Linked DNA regions of Homo sapiens: region 1 is linked to region 2. A link is a loop called in an ENCODE intact Hi-C map of the cell type or tissue named here. Cell type or tissue: endothelial cell of umbilical vein. All regions are shown on one strand. Region 1 has its middle 370 kb from the start of DDX10. Region 2 overlaps DDX10 (DEAD-box helicase 10).

The links. Hi-C counts contacts between places; a loop is a spot of excess contacts. Peaks named below come from ENCODE experiments on the same cell type or tissue, not always from the same donor. Only the 100,000 strongest peaks of a DNase experiment are listed, where the experiment ranks them.
Region 1: it touches region 2 in a loop (3-fold over the local background); 3 of 110 quality-filtered maps call a loop at or near these places.

Annotation. Positions count from the first base shown.
Region 1 is chr11:109,037,397-109,039,896 of GRCh38, reverse strand. No RefSeq gene overlaps it. Among named protein-coding and RNA genes, the nearest start is that of DDX10, 370 kb to the right of the region's middle. In endothelial cell of umbilical vein, no CTCF peak of the experiment used is centred here; a DNase peak (open chromatin) is centred at 1,336; H3K27ac peaks cover 1,230 bases.
Region 2 is chr11:108,696,963-108,699,462 of GRCh38, reverse strand. The region is part of intron 9 of DDX10 (DEAD-box helicase 10); the gene reads right to left. Among named protein-coding and RNA genes, the nearest start is that of DDX10, 33 kb to the right of the region's middle. In endothelial cell of umbilical vein, a CTCF peak has its summit at 1,423 (motif pointing left); a DNase peak (open chromatin) is centred at 1,392.

The sequences.
Region 1 (2,500 bases), 340 kb before region 2:
TATCTCACACAGCAAGAGAGAAATAACTGTTCTACCTTTGCGAGGCTTAATGCAATCAAAGGAAGGAAAACATTGGATGTGTAAGGTATCGTTATGGAAACTCACTTTTGTTCTTCCACTGGTCTTGACAGCCTTCATTAATCTTCTCACCCTTGTTTACCCAAAAAAAAAGTGACTCACAGTTACATAACAATTACCCAAAAAATAGTGACTCACCTTACATAACAATTAGTGATAAAGTTAATTAGAATCCAGATTTCTTAACTCTTATTTTTCAGCAATTGCTCACTGTTTAACACGAAAGATCACTTCAAGTAAGAGATAAATGGAAGCAAAAGCTCATTGGGAATAGACTAAAAACACATACATATGAAGGTCATCCATTTCTTTTTGGATATTGAATTTGGGATAAGATCACCTTGAGTCTGGAGCATGGGAGACTGGTCAGCAGTGGTGGCCCCAGCCATGGCAGGTGGCTTCTTACAGGACTATGAGTCCCATGGAGGATGTGGCAGGAGAGTTGGCAGGTGGAGAAGGATGAATCCTGACTCCTCTGTCTTTCTCTACATCAAGATAGTGGAGCATGCATGCTTTACACAATGTGTTTTGTCATTTATTCCTTACAACAACCCAGTGAAGTATGTTCCATTATTATCCTCATTTTACAGAGAAGGGAACTAACGGCATTTTTTTTTTTGGAAACAGAGACTTGCTCTGTAGCCTAGGTTGGAGTACAGTGTCGCTCAGCTCACTGCAACCTCTGCATCCCAGTTTCAAACCAGGTTCAAGCAATTCTCGCACCTCAGCCTCCTGAGTAGCTGGGATTTCAGGCATGCACCACCACGCCTGGCTAATTTTTTTTGTATTTTTAGTACAGATGGGGTTTTGCCATGTTGGCCAGGCTAGTTACTAACTCCTGGCCTCAAGTGATCTGCCTGCCATGGCCTCCAAAAGTGCTGGAATTACAGGTGTGAGCCACCGCGCCCAGCCTCTAACAACATCTTGATTAGAGAAAATCTTGTGCTAACTAACATGGTCATTGTTTTAATCAACCTTCCCGCAAAAAGGGAGGGCAGGAGGGAATTATTCAGAGCAAAATTTCCACTGATTTTCTCCTCAAAATGTGGAATAAGAAGAAAACCCAGAGAAGAATGCCCAAAGCAGATGTAGTGGAAGCTTCCCCACCAAACATCCTTGGCAACCAGTACCTCAGAGAGCAATCCAGCAATAATGGCAATTACCCAGCATCACAGCAGACACGTCAGGAGAACAGAAGCACAGGCCTGCCTCCCACTGCTCACAACTGGCTCAGGGGAAAAAGGAAAAACATGGGGCTTTGGGGTGCCAATTATGCATTGTTGAACACTGAAAACTAACAATGGCATTCACTCAAAAATCCAAAAGGCCCGTGAGTCATTTCTGACAAGCATAACAAGTCCTAGCTAAATACTTTAAGAAACCTTCTGATTTAAAACAAAATTATCATTTAAATCAAACTTGGGTACTGTTAATTGTTCTGTGACTCACTCAAAGAGTGCTTTGTGTGAATTTTACTTTACTTATTTTCCCCTTCAATAAGCTAAGAACCTTGATTCTATCAGTTGGAGCTTGTCAGAGAGAGGGGCTTGATGGGGAAGGAAAATTATGAATAATGGAGTAGTCAGAAAGGAGATACCTCAGTCCTAATCCTCCTTTTTAGGGAGGAAAACTGAAGATTCAACAAAGCCACCAGGTGAATGGTCTGACCTGTCTTTTGTGTAATAAAAATAAGCTATGAAGCATTTCCCACTGGAACTATTGAGAGATACATCAATTACCATTCTTGTGGGCAGCAGGCTAATCCTTCCAACTTGGATCATACTGAATAGGTCATGTGTCCACGGTAACCCTGTCTTCTTGTCAAACCATCTATGTTGATACATGTAGCTGTGTAGGGTCCCCCTCATCTGCCTTACACCCTGGAAGAAACAGAGGCCTCTGACCTCACTCTTTCCTAAAGAGCAGCTCTTTCAATCAACAGACTTTCACTGGAACACCTACCTTGCACCAACTATTCTGAATTCAGAGTCCATCTCTTCTCTCTGGGAATGTACAGGCTACCGAGACAGAACCATGGAAACAAAACTGGAATGAAATATGATTACTGTAATAGAGGTAAGTACATGGAACCACAGGAAATAAAGAAAAAAAAAGGTAATACCAAACAACTTGTAAGAACTGGGGACAGAAAGAGGGTCAGGGAAGAGTTATCAAATGAGTGACATTTGAACTAGGCAGTAAAGGGTAAGTAAGAGTTTTCCATATACTTATGTTTCCTGCTCATCTGTAAGATCTCTGTGGTAGGATCAGGTTTTGTTCAGAGCTGTATTTCTAGGCTGAGCACAGTGGCCCAAGCTTCTAATCCTAGCACTTTGGGAAGCTGAGGCAGGAGAATTGTTTAAGGCCAAGAGTTCAAGACCAACCTGGCCAACATAGCAAAACACTATCTCTATTTTTATTT
Region 2 (2,500 bases):
TCTGGAAACAACCATGTGAATAAATCTGAGAATGAATGCAACCCTAGCTGAACCTTAAAGTACCATCTGACACCTTCATTACAGCCTTGTGATAGACTGAGAGCCAGAGGACCCAGATGAACCACACTGGGTACCTGACCCACAGAAGCTACAAGATAAATGGTTGCTGCGATAATAAATGGTTATTGCTTTAAACCACCAAGCCATGGGTCAATTTGTTATACAACAATAAATAATTAACATATTAGGTAAGATCTGATTCATGAGTCTGAATCACTATCTCAAATGTAGTCTACTACATGTCAGGTCCTGTTCTAAGCACTTAGGGTACATCAATATACTAGACAAACATTGCTGCCTTTATGGAACTTACAATCAAGGTGAAAGCAATGTAAAAATATACTAAGTAAATACTCCAGTATATTTGAAGGTGATAAAGGACTTTGGAGAAAGGAATGTCAAGCAGGGTTAAAAGGAGTGGTTGGGGAGGGTGAGGAAGACAGCCATGTGGATACTTGAGGAAAATGCATTCCAGCAGAAAAGAGACAGCACCAGTATAAAGGCCCTACGGGCAAAAGCACGCCTGGCACATAAAAGAAACAGCAAGACCAGTACGGAGCATAGAGAACAAGGGGAGAATACTAGCAAACTGGGGGGAAACGGATGAATAGTTTAGGCCCAGGGGGTCATTGGCTTTCACTCTGAGTGAAATGGTATGCCATCAGAGGAGTGATATAATCCGACTTATGTTTTAGAAGGAACACTGTGCCTGCTGTATTGACTAGACAGGAGAATAAAGTGGGGGCACCCCTATTCCTAAGGGGTGCCTGGGAAACAGACTCCTAAGAAATACTCCCAAGGGTACCTGGGAAATAGACTCCTAAGAAATATCAGCCCTCCTTATCTACTCCTACAGCCATACTGGCTATACTCTCCCCCAGCTCCTCATTGCTTCAAGATGCAAAATAAATTTGCTGTGACCTTTTATGCAACCTTTAAATCATAGATACCAACAAAAGCAGGTCACGTAAAGAAGCATCAGCCACTATCTACGAGGAGCAGACTGCAGACCTTCACAAATGTAAGCTAAAGGAATTAAAGAAATCATTTTCACTAACAAAGATTGCTCCTATCTTATATCTAAGGTACACATGGTAAGCCTTGGAAAGTTAATGCTCATGAAAACTGTCTTTTTACTTTTATTATTTCAATTCACAAACCAATTAAAGACACTATTAAAAAATTCTCATTAGCTATTCCATAAAGTACCAGTATTCTCCCACAACCAGCCATGAACTCTTCAGAAGTTATTACAGATTTTAACTAGTGGCCATCTTCCTCTTTTCTAAGATCTAAGCTGCTGCCAGTGAGTGTGCAATGCTAAGGTTTGGCCTCTGCTGTCCCCTAGTGGAATCACATTCTGCTCCTTATGTTACAGAATTTCTGAGCGCCACAAAATGTAGCCAGGCACATAAGGCTAAATTAGAATATTGCTGAAATTATTTTATCTTCTACTATTCTGGGGGAAAAAAATAGTTATATATAAATGCCCATCTTCTACCCACAACCCTCCCCTACCCTCCCCAAATAAAAACATTTTTTAAAGTTGAGAATATCTGATGTCTATTTTCCATTCCCAAATATTTTCTACTTTCAACTGGACATTTTTATAAAAACTGGAAGAGCTTGGTTTTGTACCAAAAGAACTATAAGCCCTAAAGAGAATTGCTTTTTAAAGTGACAGAATGTATCACAGGATAGAGCATTATAAAACTATATTCATATACCTGGCCTCACTTATCTCTAAAGGAGATCATTTTGTTAAAAGGGGTGTGCTGGTTAAGGAAAATACAGGGAAATTTCTCAACTGCTATAGATCAAAAGGAATTTAGAAAGGTAAAATTAATTAATACAGAATTAGGTACTTCAAGACAAAAGTACCCAAATCACTTTTTTAGCTAAAATATGGAAAGAAAAAAAGATTCCCCAAATCTTAGCTATTTTGCTAATGAATTTGTTTTCCTATATCGATATATTATAGTTCAATTGCAAAAGCAAACACTATCTGGCAACTTGGTCTTAATTACAGCCAAATACACAGGATTTTAATTAGATTCTAATTTTAATTTAGCCTTTATTCAATTCAATTATTCAGTCTCATGGCCCACAAAACTTTCTAATTATCTTTAAGCCCATTATTGGCAAGTTTTAAACTGCCAGAAAAAAAAAAAAAAAAAAGCATTATATATGCTAAACCTTTCCACATACTATACATCTAAAATAGTCAAGTAAAAATACTTTTAATTGGTTACAAAAGGTCAAACAGGCTTGTGCTTTAAAAGTTAACGACCATACTAAAAATTACATTAAAACATTTTTTTCAGATTAGTATTCTCTCTCTTCAGACACAATAATGTGATGTTGTTCTAACTCCTCTTCATCTCCTCAGTCATTAAGACCCAATTTAATGTTCACCACGGCATGTTCAACTACATAAAAT